Regions from separate parts of the Mus musculus genome. Here all the other regions are linked to region 3. A link is a loop called in an ENCODE intact Hi-C map of the cell type or tissue named here. Cell type or tissue: gastrocnemius. All regions are shown on one strand. Links, peaks and the distances in the headings refer to the core of each region. The heading gives the core; the rest is flanking DNA.

Evidence for each region. Peaks named below come from ENCODE experiments on the same cell type or tissue, not always from the same donor. Only the 100,000 strongest peaks of a DNase experiment are listed, where the experiment ranks them.
Region 1: a loop joins it to region 3, with 3 times the contacts of the local background. A loop is called at or near these places in 14 of 42 quality-filtered maps.
Region 2: a loop joins it to region 3, with 2.2 times the contacts of the local background. A loop is called at or near these places in 19 of 42 quality-filtered maps.

The regions. Positions count from the first base shown.
Region 1 is chr16:49,497,344-49,504,543 of GRCm38, reverse strand. No RefSeq gene overlaps it. Among named protein-coding and RNA genes, the nearest start is that of Gm4802, 88 kb to the right of the region's middle. In gastrocnemius, for the core only: a CTCF peak has its summit at 3,505 (motif pointing left); a DNase peak (open chromatin) is centred at 3,524.
Region 2 is chr16:49,762,460-49,769,659 of GRCm38, reverse strand. Gm15518 (a long non-coding RNA gene) reads left to right here. Exons shown (of 5, transcript XR_003951928.1): 4 at 919-5,354. Ift57 (intraflagellar transport 57) reads right to left here. Exons shown (of 11, transcript NM_028680.3): 10 at 6,993-7,059; 11 at 4,534-5,918. The coding sequence ends at 5,740. Among named protein-coding and RNA genes, the nearest start is that of Gm15518, 9.8 kb to the left of the region's middle. In gastrocnemius, for the core only: a CTCF peak has its summit at 3,185 (motif pointing left); DNase peaks (open chromatin) are centred at 1,956 and 3,155.
Region 3 is chr16:49,851,046-49,858,245 of GRCm38, reverse strand. Cd47 (CD47 antigen (Rh-related antigen, integrin-associated signal transducer)) reads right to left here and starts at 2,585. Exons shown (of 9, transcript NM_001368415.1): 1 at 2,414-2,585. The coding sequence starts at 2,459. It also overlaps Gm4633. In gastrocnemius, for the core only: CTCF peaks have their summits at 2,355 and 3,056; DNase peaks (open chromatin) are centred at 2,241 and 2,652; H3K4me3 peaks cover 1,831 bases; H3K27ac peaks cover 2,032 bases.

The DNA of each region.
Region 1 (7,200 bases), core at 1,988-4,487, 350 kb after region 3:
GATAATTTCCTTTGAGGTCTAAAATTTGTCTTATTATTCTTGATTGCTTGGACTTTCGTGACTACATATATTTTCCCTTGGAATTCTACGCCCTTTCCTCCTTGCACTAGACTCAGACTGAATCACACGATTAGGGAAGGGCATTTGCTGCAATCTGCACTCGTACAGAGCAGCGAGGGTCTGGGGTGGTGCGCACTGTTTTGTGAGATGCTCATCTGTCCTTTCTGGATGTACTGATTATAGCCACTGTGAGTCATCAGCTAACGCGCGTATACTGAGCTCATGCCAGAGCCTCAGCCGCCCCTTCCTTTTCCCGCCCATCACAGCTCATGATCCCTTCAGCTTTCTCCTCTTAACCTTAGCTGTTTGGATCTCTGACTTCCTTTGCACTGATGATTATAATTGGGAAGCTGTTCTCCGACATTCGGATGTACCTGATGCGACACAGACTCTCTGCGGATTCAGTTTCCTCACAGAGTTTATTTATAGCTGAGGTTTGACGTTACCTGAAATCAAGCTTTTTTTTTTTTTCTCCCTTGCAAAAGTACTTTCAGTTTTTGTTCTTTGTGGAAGGAAGTAGGACAGACTTCAAGGCACAGTATTTTTGCAGTGCATCAGAACCTTCTTTGAGAGCTTGATTCGCAGTCTTTCAAGTAGACCAGATTTTCTCACCACAGTCAATTCTATGAAATGCCAGAAAGCAAGAGCTAGGCTAACTCAAACACACAAGCAGCCAAATTTAGCTTGACACCCTTATTAAATATTGACCTCATGGGAACTGAGGCTGAAAACAACCTTTGAGAAAGAAGCCAGTCTACACATTAATGGGCTTCCTTTGTTTTGGTTTTGACTGTCCTTTAGTTGCCTAGCCAATATATTGAAACCAAGTTAAACTTCAGGCTCAAACGATTTCCTTTTTAACACATAGCTTTGACCTAGGGGAACTAATCAGATAGATAATATAATTGTTGTTAATCACCCGAGTTTGTAATTGTACCTTTGATCTGTATGCTGAGAAACACTTTGGCAATGTTGACTCCCTCCCCTCCCTCCCCACCTTCTGTAGTTGGTGGGCTTTTTGTTTTGTTTTTGTTTTGATTTGTTTTATCTCCCACCTTCCCCCTAGAAGCTAAGCAACATAATGTGTGAAGTCACCAACTTGCCATGACAGAATAAAGAAGAGATCCAGCAAATGGGAGCCTATGTCACTTAGTTACACTAACACCATTAACACTCAGTCCTTTCAGTAGGGATGCATCAAGCAGCCATAGTTTTGCCTTTGCCCTTTCCCTGTAGCAGGCAGGGACTTGCAAACACTTCTTTCTTTCTCATCTGACAGGTGTTTCTTCCATGCTTCAGCATCTTCAGTTTTTTGACACCTAAGAAAGGGATTTGAATTCAAGGATACTCGAATTCTCTCTCACCCCGCCCCCCTCTGCGTGTGTGCGCGAGTGTGTGTGTGTGTGTGTGTGTGTGTGTGTGTGTGTGTGTGTGGCCTGTGAGTGCATTTTGATGTTTTCCTGGGGCCTCATATGACAGCTGAACATAAGAAAATAAAACCTGCAGCTATTAGCATTGTTTGCTCCATGTGAATGATATCGCACTAATGCCCTAGGTTCTAGAGCTCAGTGAGACTGGTTTTTGTTTGTTTGGGTTTGGTTTTGGTTTGCTTTGTTTTTTTGGCAAGACCCCAAACCTTGTCCTAAAGGCAGCCACATAGGATGTACTCTGTTCCTGAGAAGATTCCGAAACCCACAGCCGCTGCTCATCAGCGCGAGGGTGCAAACCTCTGGTTTTCTGTTTCTTCCTTTTCTTCTCAAATTCTGCTTCCGCTTCTGAGAGTTGAAGCTGCCGTGACGGAGACTCTTCTCATCTCACTCCAGAGCTCTCTGAAGTGAATATGTTAAAGGCATCCAACGAAGGCCCTGCCTGAATTGAACTTTTGGGGTTCTTTAAATCTCAAAAATCTCCATTGCTGAAGCAGCTCTCTTCAGGGTTCCTGGGAGAGCTCTGGGTTCAAACTAGACCCTAAAGGTTAGAACAGGATGGACTAGTTGTTTGTACAGGCCATATTTTTCCCCTCACGGAACTGAGGTTCTTAGGCTCAAGAACTGGAATTCTAAAGTAGTTTTTAAAATAGAAAACTTCCAGGTTGGATGTGACTATATTTAGATGCTTACATTTATTACGCTTGAATTTTTCTAGAATATTCCACTTTTAGGAAGACTCAGCCAAGGGTATTAGAAATGTAGAACAAGGAAGGATGCAACTCCTAGCTGGGCCCTTATGTTTAATTATAGACATTACAGACAGATAGAGGGAAAAGCATTTAGGGAACAAGCAACACAGTAGTGCCCTAATGCCACCAAATGCAGAATAAAATGGTTCAGGATGCACTTAACAGATTTTACTGTGTAAAGGACTCTTATTATGGTAGGAAGATCTACTGAATCTCTGAGTAGTTAGATAAAGGTGAAGGATTTATTCCCAGGACTGTTATAAAGATGCCCCTACTTTTAACATGTTCACTTTAAGACTTGTTCCAAAGACAAAATGTATATAAAAGAATAAGAAATGCAAACAAAACATTGCTAGATATTAATGACATGAGAACCTAAGTGGACTACTGTCTATTGGCCAGTTAACTCTGTCCAATTCTAATTGGCCAGTTCTAACGATGAACCAAACTCTGTAGCCCGAGGAATGCTTACCGTTAGCTTTCAAAGCAAAACAGAATAATAATTCTCAAATAAAAAAAGTTACATCTCCTTTGTTATCTTGGTGCTGACTTCAGTATAAACCCCAAGCAAACACTTAGATAAGAACGTACTCAGAGGGAATGGTAAGTCTCTTCAAGAGGAAATGGACACCTTTAACCTTCTACAATGCACTGAGAACATGAAGGTTTAGAGGAGTTCACCGGGGATAACTTGAGTTTATATATATATATATATACACACATTAATTCTTAGGCCTTTTAGCTATAGCTCAAGAACTGGAATTCTAAAGTAGTTTTTAAAATAGAAAACTTCCAGGTTGGATGTGACTATATTTAAATGCTTACATTTATTATGCTTGAATTTTTCTAGAATATTCCACTTTTAGGATGAATCAGTCAAGAGTATTAAATGTAGAACAAGGAAGGATGCATATATATATATATATATATATATATATATATATATATATATATATATATATATATTCTTGTAAATGCATGCCCTCAGATCCATTATGAGGGAATGACTCCATGGAAGGAAAGAAAGAAGAAAGGGAGGAAGAATGGAAGGAAGAAAGGAAATTAGAAAAAAAGGAACTGCATATTATTATTAGGTGGATGGGGAAGGAGGGTGTCTGAGTGCGTTCAGGAAGGAATTGGGACAGGGGTTAATAAGTTCAAAATATGTTGTATGAAATTCTCAAACAAATAAAAAGAAACCCCCAATACATGGCCAAGTTGATAAAGCCATGCCCTGATGAGGCTGGTAGAATATACTGCCATCTAGTGGTACTAATGGAATGAGCGCTGTGTCCTCAATGTCACCCTCTGGGCTGAGTGATGGTTGACTGAACGCACTAGAAGGAAGATATACTACACAGAGCTAAAGCTGGCAGTGGAAAAGTACCTTACGTGTGACTTTTTAACCACTGAAGCCTTATAGCTAACATAGCTGTTTCAGTGGGCCCCCAGAAAGGATAGTCAGAGAGTCAAAGACAGGAAGTAAAGAAAACAGTTCATCAAGCAAATGAGAGCTAGTCTTCCAGGGACACCACTCTACCACCTGAACTCATTCGATTATGGGAAAATATTCATTATACAAACATGGAAAACACAAAGGAATAAGTATGACCTAGAACCAGCTGAGCTGGCCACTGGAAAGCTGCACACAGTGCCGAGTGGACACATCTGCCTCCCTGGCTTCTGATAGAGTTGTAGTGCTGAGGTGGATCTAATGACACTGCTTGTACAGGTGGTCTCTCAGTCTTTATCATAACTATGTCTTCCTAAAGGTCTTTGCCTGAAATTAGTTGCTGAGCCTTTTATTTCCTGTCCTGGTGGTGGTATAGAGAGCTGCTGAATTTCAATGAGTCAATGTGTCTACAGTTGAAGGTTGAATCAAGAAGATGGAGTTCATCTGGGAGTCAAGAGGTTACATAGGGTTTATTAACCAACTTGTCAGTTCACTTGTTCAGTCTTCTCGGAAATGAGGGCATTTTCAGGATTCTCCCAATTATGTAGCCTACCCCAGGGACAAAGCCAGATACTGTTTGTGACCTTTGTATCTTAACACTGAAGATTCTACCAAATAGGCTGGGCTTTCAGAAACATTGTCTGAGAATACCACATAGAATCTCATTCAAAACCTATCTAAGGTCTTTCTTTGGGCCAAGGGAAAGTGATTCTAGCTGATTGTTTGAAGAGGAGATAGCTATGAGAATATTTAGTCTTTTGACTAAAAAAAAAAAAAAAAAAAAAAAAAACCAAATAAACAGCATTTTACCTGTATGGATGTTTTGCCTGCATATGTGTATACTCATTAGTGGCATGCCTAGTGTCTTAGGAAGTCTGAAGAAGGTGTCAGATCCCCTGAGACTGGAGTTATGGACATATGGGTAGGTGCCATACTGTGGTACATGTTAATTCGGGAAGGCTGATCTTCCCTAGTGTATTAGTCAGGATTCTCTAGAGTCATAGAACTTATGGGTAGTCTCTATATAGTAAAGGGATTTGGTGATGACTTATAGACTGTATTCCAACTTCCCAACAATGGTCCGCTGCAGCTTTGAGTGGAAGTCCAAAGATCTAGCAGTTGCTCAGTCCCAGAAGACAAGCAGGAAAAGAAGAGAGAGGATCTTCCTTCTTCCAATGTCCTTACGTAGGTCTCCAGCAGAAGGTGTGGCCTAGATTAAACGTGTGTACCACCACACCTGGACCTGGGACCTGCTTTATCCCAGATGACCTTGAACTCCGAGATCTCCTTGCTTTACTCTCCTGGGATTCATAGCCACTATACCCCAAGATCTCCATGCCAAGATCCAGGTCAGAAACTTGTATCTTCTGGCCTCAAGATCAGGATCACAAGTGAGTCTTCCAATTCTGGATTGCAGTTCATTCCAGATATAGTCAAGTTGACAACCAGGAACAGCCACTACACCAAGGAAGAATTTCCTTTCCCTTCTGATCTACCTCTGTTTCTTCCAGTGTGGCCTGGGCTTTGGCCTCTTATTGATTCAATAACATGACCTTTTCCATTTCTGCTAAATTCTTGATGCGGTTTCAAATCTGGTTCATGAGACTAGAAACTAGCTCTGGGGAGAGAGGAAAGACCATCTATGTTGGAGAGGAGGTTTCATCTCTGTTCCATGATATCAGCACAACTTTCTCTACAAAGGACTACTGGGACCAATTTTATCCTTGGTAACTTTACGGCAAGGCTACCCATTACTGTTACTTTAAGTTAGAAGGCATCCCTTCTATGATATATTTTTTTGCCAGCTGCCAGAAATGGTCTCAATAATTGATGAAGGTTGGGGTCCTCAGAGCCTAATTCAGAGTTTTGTGCCTTGCACATATGTATGCATACATATAACTTCACATAGTTCTGCTTCTCAGGAGCCATGTCAGATTCTACACAGAGTTCCTCTCACATATAGACCCCAGACCAGGAATTCCTGCACTTCAGTGGGTGTGCTAGATTCTACACAGAGTTCCTCTCGTTTACAGACCCCAGTCCAGGAATCCCTGCACTTTAATTGGTGTGCTTCTCTGTTGATACCAGTGTCTCATTGTGCCAGTCACCAATCAACACTGGGATAGAAACTTTAAGCATAAGCAGGACACCATCCACCAGCAGCCAAAGCATGATCCCAGACAGTCCAGCCAGCCAGATGGGGTTCTAGAAGGACAGTAGCTTTCACTCAGACACAGGGCAGTTCTAGTGAGCCTCTCATAAACACAAGCCTTTGACAGCGAGTCAGCCAGAAAGTGGCAAGCCTTAGACACCTGATACTACACTACTGTGGTTGGTTCAGATTTTTCCTGAAGAGAGGCTCTATTCTCTAAAAGATATGGAGCAGGGCCAAATAGTACCAGGAATTCTGGAGCCAGAAGAATGAGAGTCAAGAACACATCTGCTCCTCTGTTTCTGAAGTCATATGCTATAATGAGTTAAGCCAAGAATGTTAAAAACTTACAATACTAAAGACATCAAGTGAAAACTCTTGGGTTAATAATAATCATTTCCTGCTTGGAGAAAATGTAGGGGAAGTTTGCCTCAACTCTGACTATGCCTTACAATCACCGGCAGAGCTTAAAACAGAACAAAACAAGCCCCCATATTCCAGTCCTACCCTAAGTATGGGAATTTGCTTCACCTGAAAGCCTGTAAAAAATGCAAATTTGCAGGCTCCATCCACTGAATCAGAAATTCTGTGGTGGGCTTGGCTTCCTGTTCCCAGGTGGTTACATGGCTGAGTTTGGGGGCTACAGTTCTAACACATCTCACAGCCCAGTCAGAGCCGGTCAAGTACAACACAGGTCAACAGAGAAGACTCCAGTCAGAGCTGGTCAAGTACAACACAGGTCAACAGACAAGACTCCAGTCAGAGCTGGTCAAGTACAACACAGGTCAACAGAGAAGACTCTGAGAGCAACAGATTGGCTTCCAAAGCACATCATGCACACCACATTGGCTCCACAGGAAGCATCCTGCTTTATTGGCTTGCCGTTTGGCAGCATATTCAAAATTTAAAATTCATTCCTTTAACCCAGAAATTTCATTTCTAGGGATTCACTCGTCTGCACTATTTTTACCAATGTGCAAATGTATGTGTATGATGTGGCAATGCAGAAATCCTTGCCATTGTGGCTAAGCAGATCTGGAAATGAATAAGGTACAGTTAAGGAAGCATCCCTCATCCTTAATAGAAAGGCTACATAATAGCCTTTTATATTTGGGGATATGTGTGTTTACAGAGTATTGTGGGCTCATGATGGGTGTCCTTATGTATATGTGTGTGCGGGCCAAAGGTCAACCTTGAGTGTCATTCTTCATTGCTAGTCATCTTTTTTTCAAGACAAGATAATCCAATGGCCTGGAGCTTGCCAAGAAGTCTCAGATGGCTCCTCCCACCCCCCATCTCTACCTCTCAGCTCTGGGATAGCACACCTCTGACACACCAGAATTTTTGTGCTTTATT
Region 2 (7,200 bases), core at 1,726-4,225, 89 kb after region 3:
AGTTTAAGTTCTCTTTAAAGAAATCTCTTCACGCCGGGTGTGGTGGTGCCCGCCTTTAATCCCAGCACTTGGGAGGCAGAGGTAGGCGAGTTTCTGAGTTCTAGGCCAGCCTGGTCTACAGAGTGAGTTCCAGGACAGCCATGGCTACACAGAGAAACCCTGTCTTAAAAAAATCCAAAAAACAAACAAACAAAACAAATCTCTTCACACTGAAATGTTTTGCTTACTTGTACATGGGGGGGCGAGGGGGAGATCTTCAGATGGGTGATTCTGTAGATAACTGAATATCAACATTAGCATTTTTAAATCCCTGATAACCCTCCCACAATTAAAACATAATAAAACAAAACACCCATGTCTATGGGGTAAAACTCGAGAAGGGGACTTAGTGCTTAGGCATTTAAAATTTTTATTAATCTTCAAGAATTTCATACAATGTATTTTTATCAAAATCACTCCTCCTACCTCTCTTTAGATCCAGCCTCCTTACCCTATCAATTTATTTTCTTTTTCAATCCATTGAGCCTGAAGCCCAAACTTTTTGGTGTGTGGCTATCTGGAACATGGTAGACCTATGTTTCTCAAGGGTCATGTCTTTGAAGAAAACCGATTTTCTCCCTCTGTCTTAGTTACTTTTCTATTTCTGTGAAGAGATACCATAACCAAGGCAAGTTACAGAAGAGTTTACTGGGTCTTACAGTTCCAGAGGGTGAGTAGACCATCATGGCAGGAAGCAGGGCAGCAGCAGGCAGGCATGGCACTGGAACAGTAGCTAGGAGCTTAGAACCAACAGGAGATGGCGGCGGGAGAGCCAACTGGAGCGGTATAGGCCTTTAAAACCTCAAAGCTCACCACCAGTGACAAACCACATGCAACAAGATCACACTTCTACTCCTTCTCAAACATCTCTACCCACAGGACCAAGCAGTCAAAAGCAGGAGCCTAATGAGGCCATTCTCATGCAAACCAGCCATCCCTTCCCTGCCCCTGCCAATTGTAAGTAGCTTAGTTCTGGATAGGGGTGGGGGTGGGGCACATAGGTATTTTTATTAAGCTGTCCACTTGATTTTGATGCCCAGGCAATGGAGAGTTTCCCAGCTGTTAGCACAGAGAATATTTTGCAGGGCAGGAGAGTAGCAGCCATGAAGTAACTTCCGAGTTATACAAAAGGGTTTATGCATAGGACCTTGAAGCCATCCAAGAGCCCAGAGACTATGCACAGGACCTTGAAGCCATCCAAGAGCCCAGAGCAACAGTTTGGGCAGATGATGGCTGACGGAGGCAGTTTGATGGCCAGTTTGAAAGTGTTAGTGTACTACGTAGGGCACGGACAGATAATAAAGGGGACACTCTGGGTTGAAACAAGGTGCTAAGAGTGGAACCATAAATCAGATTAGAATTTTGTGCCTGAATTAAAATTACACAATTACAGGATTCTAATGCTCGAGGCATTACTTAGATCTGTTAATATGAGGTGGCCATTGCTCTCCCTCTTGCATTTTAAATTCTATAAAACAGCCTATAAAAATGTGAATTCAAATCATTCTTATTTATTTAACAGAGTAAATTTCTAATTTAAGAATAAGCAGTTTAAGGTTTGTAGTTGTTAGACACATTAAGTTGGAAAAAAATGAAGCTATAATCACTGTAATTTCACAAACAGGGTCACACAATTCCACCTTCTAAAATTCTATTGTAACATTGTTTTAAATATATAAAACATATTAACGGGGGTTGTAGCTAGGACCTCAACAGATTGCCTTCTGCATGATAACCTTGCATTCTGCCACTGAGCTACACTCTTAGTCCTCTCAAGACCTTTCTTACTTGTACACAAATTTTAAGAACAGCGTCTGGCCCAATTTTAGGATGGCCAGTGGATCATCTGGAAGCCTACATCTTCATACTGTGTTGTGTTCAGGGAGCACAGAGTGCCTGCTCATCATCCATGCTGGGAGCTCTGAGCCAAATCCACAGGCGTCTCGTGTTCTCACACAGGCTCTCTTGAAACCCGTGAAGGGATGGGGCATAGCACCAGATGACATAGGGTTCTCATACCTATTTGCATGGGCATGTTCTCTGTGAACCCTTCCAACAGAGGTTCTGATACTCTTAAAAAACAAACCACAAAAGTAAAAACCTAAGCACTGCTTGCAAATTTAAGGGAAAGGGAAAGGGGGAGGTGGAGAAACCTTGTTTGGATTGATTGAGAATTTGTTCAATTTGATCAGTGAATACAATTATAACTTTGTTTTATCGGTGAACTACAGCATCTCAACGGAAGATCATATTGTTCTAATAAATGAATGGTATATTCGGGGGAGAGGCTGCCCAGTTGCATGTCACCTGTATGAACTATTACTTTAGACTTACAGGAGAGCTGCAACAGTTCAACAGATTTCTACATATCTGTTTCCCAGATTCTCAATATGGTAACAATTTATCATAATTTCTATTGTTTTTTTTTTTAGTGAAAGCTTTTAATGACTAGTTAACAATATTATGTCATGGTGATTCTTTTAAATTTAGCATAATCTTAGGCACCTGCTTGGTAGAGACTTGAGAAATAGCATCCAAAAACCATACTGCCTGTTAGGTTTTTAAATTAACATGCTAGTTGTACATAGTAATGGAACATGTTGTATGTGGGCCAGAATCCAATCAAGGTAATCAGGATTGAACTATTATGTCATGACTTATCACTTTCATCTTTCTATATACAACTCTAGCTCCCCCTCCCCCCAATACACACATAGTCGTCTCCTGAACCATTTACACTGCTGGCATGATGCCCTTTTATGGCTAAATCATTATGTGTACTATTTTACATAAATTCTTTTCAATTACCACGGCTCAAAACCAACTTAAGAAATTAAGATGCAATTTTCTAAAGTATAGACCTTACCCAACCTTTTCCTTTTGTGCTAAAATGTACTTTGTAGCACCAGTCTACATCTCCTTACTGATCCAGGGTCCAATCTAGAGCAGTGCTGTGTTCAGGTGTCATGCTTCTGCTCTCCCCTATAGTCAGGGACAATTCCTTGGTCCTTGTACCTCATCTAGTCACTTTTGAAGCACACAGGCTGTTTGTACAAGCCTCTCAACTGGGACGTGGCTGTCATTTTGTTATTATATTCAGGCTATGCATCTCCAGTATGACCAACAACTGTGTGCCCTCTTCAGGTGGTAAACGGTAGTTGTCCAAGACTGGTGATGTTAACTTTGATCAACTTAATGTAAGTGGTATGTACCGGATTTTCCAGTGTATATTGACAGTTTTCTCTCTTTGTGGGTTACTTTTTCTACAATGAAACCATGCAGTCACCCCATTTCTCATCGAGCTTCCCCCTAGTCGTTTCGGCATTCACTGATGATTCTCCCTCCAATTAGCTAGCATGGTACCTGCAGCTGGTGTTTTTCTAAGTGCAGCATCCACGTTGTCACACATCAGACATCCTATTGTAAGGAGTCGTATCTATATGGGCCTGTGGTTATACAGTTCATTATTATGATGCTCAACTTGTCTCTGTATCTGGCTGTTCATTGGATATTTCCCCAACATACTTTGAGTACTTTATGGCAGAGCCAGACATTTTTGGTACATATATACTTTCCTTCCCAGTTTAGGAATCAGTTCTCTAAAAGGAATGCGTTGGTTTCATTTGTTTAAAAAAATTCTAAGAAGATAATTTAGATATCAATGTTTGAATTCTAGGCATTGCACAGACTTGTAGTTGGGTAGTCCCTGCCTCTAGACCAGTGGTTCTCCACCTTCCCAATGCTGTGATCCTTTAGTACAGTCCCTCATGTTGTAGTAACCCCCAACTGTAAGATTATTTTCATTGCTACTTTGTAACTATAATTTTGCTATTGTTACAGACTGTAAGTATCTGTTGTTTTCCAATGGTCTTAGGTGACCTTCAAATGGGGGCCTGACTCACAGGTTGAGAACCAATGCTCTAGACCCTTGCAGAGCATATAATTAGGGAATGGGGAAGGGGGGTGGTTCTGTAGGTAAACGGCTTGCCGTGCAGTAGGAAGATCCCCAGCACCCACTACAAAGCCTGCTGTGGTCAAATGTGCTTGCGAACCCAGCACTGGGAGATAGAGGAGGAGGGAGGGAGATCCCTAGAACTCGCTGGTCAATGAAGCTATTGGTGACATCCATGTGAGAAACCTTATCTCAAAAATGACACATGTTGACCTCTGGCATCCACAGCTACAACAGAACCTAGGCAAAGAAGTTGTTTCACATTTTCTATTTGGCTATTGCACTGAGCACAGCAGAGGAGCTCCATATTGCCTATCATCCCACTGTGGATTACTCCCTTTTATAGATTAAATGAACTGTCTTACTTGCCATTGTATTGACTGCCATTGTCTTGGGTGGTAGTTTATGATAGAAATCAACTTTTCTCTTATCTAAACTAATTGGGAGTTTTAGTGAACACCAAAGGTGTCTGTGTATAAATGTGTTATATATCTAGAAAGTAAGAGCCAAGAAAAAGAAAAATTTAGGGAAGAAAGGTACTAGGATTTAAAATTATATTTTAATATGTTTTTCCTAAACATAAAAATAAACGTAAGCATTTTTAAGTCAAAATTTACTATGAAGTGATTTTTACTTCTTCAAACTAATGAAGGGTATCTGTCTGTCTCTCTGTCTATCTACCTACCTATTGTGTGTGTGTGTCTATGTGTGCACACTTGTGTCTAGGTGTACACATGTGTACAAACCACTGGAGCTGGGGATAAAACCCCAGTTATTAGACTTAGTAGCAAGAGCCTTTACCCACTGAGTCATCTTGCCGGTCCATGAGTTTGAACTTCAGTCCCCTGCTTCACCTGGAGAGCTACATCATAGGTGTGCATCACCAACTTGTTTCTATAGTGCTGAGGATCAAATCCAGAGCCTGCCTGTCAGACAAGAACTGTGCTAACTGACCCAGACCCCCAGCCCAGAAAAGCTACTCTTCAATAATGCTTATGTGGCTGACTTAGAAATCATAGTCTAGAAAAATTGCTGAGTAGGGTGCCTAATAAAGGACTGTCACTACCAGAGGGTGACCATGGGATTCATCATGGTGGCTTCTACAGAACCATGTTTGCAGAGCTGACTCCATGTGAATGCATAGGTTGCAGACACAGGCATAGGCATCGTTTCCCTCGTTACAGTAGCTGAGCCAAATATGGCAGAGCTACTATTTCAAATACTAGATTTCACCTGTTAACGTGGATACTGAACTTTCTTGTTTTTACAGTTAAGGAGGTGGTAATATCAACTCTAGAGATGAGGCAAGAAAGTTTGGCTTCCTACGAAGAACTCTAACTCCTATTCTTAGCTTCTCTAATATGTAAGTACTAGTGGTCACTGTAGAATGGTACCAGCTCTGGGCATCCTCAGAGGTACCAGTCCTCTGTCAGTAGTCCAGAGGGTCACAGGATACACATGATCCATGTGTCACTTAGACAAAAAATACTAATGAGCCACCAGGCAGCAGTATGCCATTGGTAATGCCAGTGAACACTTCTCTGAACATGATAATTTTAAGTACTTTATTAAATACTATATTCATTGTACAGGCTTTGGCCATCATAATCACCATGATATTAACACATGTGCAAAAATACCCACTGAATATGCTTGAAGAAGTATAAATTGTGTTTGGAAATCAATGCAACATTAAAAAATCATTTGATATAAAAACGAAATAATCAGAAGCATGGAAGCCCACGTGTTTAATAGAAGCCAATTGCTGACTCTGGGGTGACAGCTGCATGCATGTCCCTGGTCATGTTGCACTTCTCCTTGAGTTTTGACTGAAGTAGCGTGTGCTCCACCACACCGATTCTAATGTCCATCTGAACAGTTTCTTGCTTCAGCTTGGTTAAGCTCTGCTTAATCTTCACCAAAGGAGCTGGAGAAGAGAAACAGCACGAAATGAAAACGTTCCTTCCGAGTATCAGTTTGTCAGGGAATTGCCTGACATTTTCCTCGGTTTGTCTTAAGCCAGAAATAGGGTTAAAACACAGCCAATGACTTGCTGACATTCACACAGCTTTGCGGTGGTATTTTAAACACCTGAGAGTTTTAGGATGGGAACTGGTTCAATGTTTGATGTACTGAGGCTAAATTTTCTAACTTTTCTAGGAAAAGAAGTGCTAAGTGGGTATTTAAGGATGTGTTCAACACAGGTTTGTCTACAGGAACAGAGAATAGAATAGCTAGAGAGGAAAGAAAGATGCATTTGAGATCCAAATAATGAACCCATTGAGACACTGCAAGAAAATCCCCACATCCCACTTTAGATTGCCAGGCTGTGTGCAGAGCATTAGAACCCTGGATGATCTTTCTGAAATACAAGCCAGAGGTGATGACCACTAGCCTGGTCAAACTGGATGGTTCGTAATGGAGGATAATTGCTGAGAGATGAATTCTCTGTTTGAACCCAGCTCAGACAGGGCTTCCTGCTAGGAGGGGAGAAACCCCAAATGTCATCACATCATTGGCCTGGTGTCATCTGGGGTATTTTTAAGATCATTTGTATATAAATGGTGAAAACATAATAATATATTTTTAAACAGTTACAGGAAAAATACATAAATATTTCTCACTCTATTCTTCTGAGTTACTTTGAATTAATAAAATCTAAATTAGATTAAAAATTTTTTTCTCAGTTGATTTATAATGAACAAAATATTCTGATGACCAGACATTTTTGTACCAATTATTTGTCTTAAAACAAGTAAAAATAGATTACTTGTTTATATATTATCTCTGTGTGTGTGAGTGTATAGACCTCGGGGAATAGATTTCAGGAGTTGGTTTTCTTCTTCTGTCGTGGGATCTGAGACAAAACTGAGGTCGCCAGGTTGACGAGCCAAGCACCTCTTATTGGCTGAGCCACACTGTCCCACATTGCTCCGACCCACAGCGCCCAGGCTGGCCGCAGCTCCGGGCCTCAGCCCCTGCCTGTTGAAGGCATACTCACTGCCGTCCGTCATGCTGCTGCCCTTCTCTTCCATTTCTTGCTTTACCTTTTCTAATTCTTCTGTAACCTTTCATTGGAAAAAAAACAAAAACCTATGAATACTGAATTTTAATGAACCCTGAATTTTTTTGAATGCTGTATTGAGAAAAATCAATGCAGATACAAGGAAATAAAACATTAAAAATATTGTGAACATAATTCAAATAAA
Region 3 (7,200 bases), core at 1,811-4,310:
AGTACAAAAGCATGCAGTTCCAGACTGCTGATGCAGCCCCACAAACAAGGACGCATACAGAAGCGTTCATTCCTTTAAACTGGCAACGTGTGCTTTAAAACAATCTATTCTTCAGGAGAAACGAAAACCTTCTTATGCGAGCAGCTAAATTACTGCTATATTTAGATAATAAAAACATTTTTTAATTTAATCACGTGCATGCCTGACTTTTAAAAGTCACTCTGAACAAAGAAAAATAACTCAACCATCAAAAAAAAATTTTAATGGTTCACATATACAACTGATATTATTTATTTAAGGTTTTATTTACTAGTTGGTGACTACCCTGGAAACTGCTATGCCTTTAAAGGAAGTATAACTGGACATGCTGGGAAGGAATACAGACATTCATTCCACATCTTCTAAAGGGTTACATGGGGCTGCACTCCGCTGTAATTGGCTGAAGAGGGTGTTGGAACCCCACCCCACTCCCCCTTTACCACAGAGGTCAGTGAAACTGTGAAGATTACAAGGACATGGCCCCTGGTTACCCATTTCATTATAAATGAAACTGAAAACAGAATCGAACTTCAGCACAAATGAACCTTAAAAATCCGTGACTTTCATCTCATGCTAGATGCTAAATCCAGTCTCCAGGTTCCCTACTGCTTGTGTTCTGAGACTGTTAGCATGCTTTCATGTGTGTTCTTTCGAACCTACATATGATACACAAACAAAAGTCCATCTTATCTTTGACAAACATTATCAATTGCTGATTTACAAACATCTAACGACCCCAAACCATAATGCCTGTATTTTGGGTTTGTTTTTCTTTCCTAGTCAATAGCAAACACAATAAAAATAGTGAAAGTTCTGAATTTTGCAACTCCTTATAGAACCAAATGTACTAACATTGTACAAAATGAGCATTAATGAATGTGATCATAATTATCGCTAACAAAGGCCTACCACAATTCCTATCACCAAAACTACAATTCTAATAATTTTGCTTTTTAGTCTACTTGAGAATTAGGCTTAAAAAAAAACATAATATATGGCTTAGACTTTTCACTCTTCAGACAAACAAGATTCACTGTCCATGGTCTGAATCAGTAGCATTTTATAACAGATTTGTATCTGGCTCAATATGAAAGCTCTCTGATTATACAACAGGTATTTGAAAACAGTGTTATAATGATAACGATGGTAACAAGCACAGTAAAAACGACTAAAATCAGAAAACATCCAATACCAACAATTTAGATAACACAGGTCTTTATTATTATCAGCTACAACACCCAGGATGATTGGGAGAGGGAAGTGGTGGGCAGGGTATTAAGGGCATCTTGGAAATAGATCCCAAACACTGGCCTTTATAAGGCATTGTGAGGTTAACCATCAGTTTAAGGTTCAATTAATTTAGCATCCATCCTAAGACAAATTTAACATTTGCTGTTATCCTGCTGCAAGTCTGTTCCGATTCTTACCAAAAGTTCGCAGAGGAATCTGCAGATATGAAGCTTGCCGGGCGGTATATGGTCACAAAAATTCCTATTCTTCCCTCGGCTTTTTACAAAGGAGGTACGCGTTCATAAACAGCAAAATACTTTACAAAAGAGGAGGTGCATCCCTGGCAATTACTGTCTTTAGACCACTGGCAATATCTGGGCAAATCTTAAAATACGTTTGCTCCAAGGAAGAGGGAAAAAAAAAACTTTAATCTACAATAAGGAATATATTAAAGTGCTGGCAAGGGAGGGGGGTAGCGGGGGTGTCACGAGAAGTGTTTCCAGGAAGCTTGTTTTGAGGATTCAAAACAACAACCACAAAAATACGCGGTCAGAGGGAGGGAAAGAAAAAAAAAGCTTCGATAAAAGCTGGGTGGGAAATAAAACTTGGGTCCACCGTGTTCTCTCTGCTCCAGTGCTTACGCGGTAGGGCAAAAAGCCTTTCTGGTCGACTTCACCAAAATGCGCACTTCATCACAAGAGGCCCGGGCCTCCCACTCTAGTCCTTCAACCCCAAATGCTGCGTGAAAGCTCTGAGAAAGGAGAGGGGTGCAAGAGGAGGGGATGGGGGGGGCGGCAGCTGCCCCCTCGCTTTCTTTGCAGTTGGGGTTTTGCACAGTTGCGGTTGTTCCCAGTTCTTCCTACGTGTGCGCACTGGAGAGTGAGGAGCTTCAGCCCGCTCTCCCCGGGGGGGAAAGGGACTAGGGAAGGAGAGCAGAGGGAGGAGGCAGGGGCGCCGATGCCCCGCCGGGCCCTCCCACAGTGGCGCTCCGGGTGCGCAGGGCCCGCGCATCCCGCCACCCCTCTCCTCTTCTCTCTGCTCTCCTCCGGGCGCCGCCTGGCCGGCGGGGGTGCAGCCCACACTCCTGCGGGGGCGCCTGGGTGCTGCGCACCAGCCTGAGAGCCGGGATCCCCGAGCCACTCACCGCAGCAGCAGGAGCCCAGCAACAGCGCCGCCGCCAAGGGCCACATCTCCGCGCCGCCGGGGGGTCGCCGCCGCAGGTGTCTGGAGCAGCCGCCGCCTCCGCTGCTGCCTTCAAGGGAAACGACCGACCAGCAGCGCCGCAGCAGTGACAGGCAGGAGCGGCCGCCCAGGCTGCCCGGGGGTGCGCGCGCGCGCGTGCTCGCCGCCCCGCGCACGCGCACTCCGCCCCGCCTGGCCGCCTCTGCTCGTTGACGTGACGCCAGCCTCACACCCAGCCCTGGGCAGGCTCCGGCGGAGAGCGCCAAGAATCAGCCTGTCCCCGGGGCTGCGCGGGTTGCACTCTCTGCTCACGGCCCCCGTCCCTCCAGCCAGCTCTCTTCCGGCTTCGTGTCCTGGGCCGGCCTGAAAGACGGGAGCATGGGACACACACGCTCACCGGAACTCACGGCACGCGTCCCTGCGCAGCCCCGCTGCTCTCTACTCCCTCTGGCCAAGCTCGCCCTGGACCTCGGAGCCGCCCAACCTCAGTCCAACTCCTCCTCCCTGCTCTCCCGGTGTAGGCGCTGCTTCTGCTTTCACCATCTTCCCTCCCAAGGCGCGCAGCCCTGGAGCCGCAGGGCTGGGCGGAGAGAGGGCGCTGTGACCAGGTCCTGGCCCCCGAGGAACTCCTTCCCTCTGGCTCCCCCTGGCCCTGATCTCTCCCCGGTCTGACTTGTTCCAGAAGTGGACCTCCTTATCTGTTTTTCTTTCTTTGTTGGCTAATGTTTTCATCCCCCAAGCAGGGTTGGGCAATCAAGTTCCATGCATAATGAGCAGTTTAAAACCACGAAGGAGAAAGGGTGACAGACACAAGGATTGTGGCAGACAGGCCCCGTGTGAGTAAACAGATCCTTGACGCTATCGGCAATATTGGGAAACTGGCTTATGTCTGCATCCTTGTGTAGACCTCTGACCTGTTTGAGTTCAGTTCTTGAATAGGTTTAAAAGTGTAGCTCTAAGCCACTCTCTTCACCCTGAGGCAAAGGTCCTTTGACTAAAAGGACTTGATCTCTGTAATAATGGGTGCCCATTCTGGGTGATATTCTCTGAGCTGAGCTAAAAGACTATCACACTATTTATTGCACTTCTTAAAGTCTTCTACCCCATTTCCTTCTCAATAGCCAGTGTAGCAGCAATCCAATTCAGGATAAAACTTGCCACTGTCTATGATGCTGTGACAGTGTCCTTATTTCATGATTATTTTCCTAAGGAAATAACCACTCCCTCCCAGATAGGGTACCAACAACAAACTAAAGTAGGATTCCACCGAAGTCAGTCTTGGACCAAAAGGTTTCTTGAGCTTGCTATAAGTTACTTCCCACCCAGCAGCGCAGAAGATCTGAAAGCAACCACACCTAAAAATTTCACCGCAGCATGAATTCCCCGTTCTTTTGATACCCTTCTATAGTCGGCATACTCTAGCACCTACTTAGGGGTGTCTGAGAGGTGCAAGAGGAAGTAGCTAGAATCTCAAGTAAGGGTTCAATGACCCTCCTGTCACTCTCCTTCCTGGAGGAAAGATCCACAGTCAGCACATCCTATCTTGAGAGTCACAAGTAGTCACCACTGTTCTGAGGAACATGATTGCTGTTACGCTCAGAGAATAGCACTCAACAAACATCCCTTAGTATACAACTGTGTGTGTGTCTGTGTGTCAGAGAAAGAGAGAGAGAGAGAGAGAGAGAGAGAGAGAGAGAGAGAGAGAGAGAGATTTCCTCCACATTATCAATTCTTTAAACCCCAAAAGTTCCCTTTCCCCCCCACCCCCATTGATCTAGATGATGTGTTAATGTGACTTAAGAGTTCTGATGGTTAAGGTTTTCAATGGCAGACCAGATACCCTCCGACTATCAAAGGAACCGGTTAATGCTGATATGGATACAAAACAATGACCGCTCACCAGACCTTGAGCGTTAGGGACATTGTGTATCAGAGAGCAGCTGCTCGGCTAAAAAAGGCTGTCAGCTGTTCCTGGATGCAGCTAACCCTGTAAAGCTGACTACTGACTGGAAAACACTGTGCCCAACCTGCAGAGGTGGAGATCCAGTGATGCTCTGTGTTATGCTGGGAGCTACGGGGGCCATATGATTGTCTTCTTGTGCAGAAAATGGAATGGGCATAAGTTGGTTGGATGAGAAGTCAAGAGGGTGGTAACTGTTCTCTCGGGCATTTGAGATGGGGCGTGAGGTTGAGTCTATCCCAGAAAAGTTCTATAGCAATTTCTGCAGAGTTGATAACTTCTCTCTGAGAGAACCTTAAACTCCAAGTCCAGAACCTAAAGTCCTTAGAAGTTCTCTTCCAATTGATCCAAACATTTTTATCCAGACTTTGAGCTTGGCATGAGAGAGGAGGGGATAGGTGCACATTAGATATTTTGAACACAGGTAGCACACATTAACTATGTTAATTAAGAGTCTCCACACAAGCTGTGGGTAGGGTGTTGTGCCCAGTTCAGATAAGGAAACAGAAGAGGTACCATGGGCCTGGAGTTACTTATTCTGGTGTTCTCTGGAGCTCTCACCTGGGCCCTTTCCTTGAGTTTTCATCAGACGTGTGGTTTCCCCTGAATCACTTCTGACCTTAGAGTGGAGGAATATGGAGTTACAAGCTCAGAGAAGTCGGTATCTATGATAAGACACGTAGTTACCCCATAGCCTTCCTTCTCAATTCATGACTAGTTCCTCTTTCATGGTTAGCCTCATACTAACTTTCCTTTTCCTCCCAATCTTACATCTGCTTCTGACCATATCTAAAATCTTATATAGATACAGCAATATACTTACTCTTGATGCTTCTGGTTACTTATATGTCCATGATATATGTGGGTGTTTCATGTTCATGCATGTACTGGTACAAGGGCACATGTTTGTGCTTATATGTAGAGACTAAAGAATTACTTTGTGTATCATTTCTCTGAAAGTGTCTATACCTTTTTAAAAAAAAAAAAACAGTTTAAAGAATAAATGTCTTCCCAGACATTCTGGTTAGCTTTCAAATGAAGATCATATTTTAAAATACTTCTGGCCCAGAATTTGCCATATAGGCTAGGCTGACTAGTCAGTGAATTCCATGGATCTGCCTGTCTCCTCTTCCTCAATGTTAGGATTCCAAGACACCATAAAAAGTGTGCTTACAGATAATCACTAGAACAACCACAAATGTTAAATATTCAGGGTTGTCTCTTCAAAGGAATCTATACTGCTTCCCACACCCAGAGGCCTGGGAGTGGAGGTAGCTAGTAGCTTATGTGACTGCTGCTGCATTATCTGTAGGGCTAGGCCATTCCCGGTTCCCCCAAATTCCCACAATCAGGGCCTGAGGAAGCTAGTAGTCTAGATGGCCTCTGCACTATTTGTCTGACCAAAACCATACTTCACAGATCTGCTAGGCCCTTAAAATAACACACATAGCACATCTGGAGAATCCATCTTCATGGAAGAAATGACAGAGCTTTGAGAAGAATTTCAGTGTAATTATGATCCACTGTACATATGGTATTGTGTTACATCAGGAAACCTTTTCCCAGATTTTACTGTACTTATATATGCCCAAAATAAACTGCCTCGTGTCAGGCTCTGTAAGTTTCAACCATCACTAGCTACTGAGTCACCCTGAATCTAACTTCCTTCTTGCTTCACACAGACTATATATGTGACTTATTAGGGTGACTTATAGGCCATGAGCCAGGTATTCCAACAATGACAGTCTCCCAATAGAAAGGCCAAACTCTAGTAGTTGTTTAGTTCAGGATACTGACTATTGCAACAGTCTCAATCTGATGTTGGGGTCCCAGGGAGGTCGTAGAGAGATGCTGGTCTTCTGTCTGTATTGGAGTCCTGAAGAACTAGCTGCCAAAATGGATGAAGGAATGCCTCAGCAGCAGGATCCATGAACTTGCCATTGAGAATGAGGGCAAACATGCAAAAAGCAAAAGCATCCTTCTACGTTGTTCAGTGCGGGGGGGGGGGGGGGGCTGCCACGAGAACTTGTTGCCAAGACTTATGGTGGGTCTTCACACCTCAAATAGTGAATTTAAGAAAAGACCTTGGGGCATGTCCAGATGCTCGGGTTTTGGCTGATTCCAGGTATAGTCAGGTTGACAATCAAGATTAGACATCAAATAATGACTCTGGAGATCGAACTGGGGTCCTCGTGTTTGCAAACACTTCCATGACTGAGCTTTCTCCGAGACCTATCTGATTTTTTTTTCCCCCAAAGGAAGACTGGCATTGTCATCCTGCTGACTATTATTTTATGATCAGGCACTTTGCAGCAGCAACACTGGGTCATTCCACACCTGAAAGATTTTGCTTCCTAGCTTCTGTGTTCTCCTCATGTTGCTCCCTCTACTCGTGTGTTCTTCCCGTGTTCTCTTCTCTCCTCATCCAATGCGTTCCACACCATCCTTCAAAACTGACACTAAACATTACCTTCAAGAGGTCTTCCTTAACCCCATTTGTCGTCTGTCCCATAACTCACTGTTACCTCACAAATCTAATTACCTGTCCCCTGACTCTTTGTTCACCTTGTCAATATATATTTATTTCTATATATGTGTCTCTTCCTTCAGCGCATTAGCTCAAGAGGAGTTTGTCCTAGGTACATTTGCATCTCTGTATTCGTCAAGGTTGTACAGAGAGGGAGAGCTGACAGACTGTCATATACTTATCCCTTGGTATTTATGAAAGATTGGTTACAGGATCCTCAAGGTTTGGATCCTCACGTCCTTTATATGAAATCATATATTAG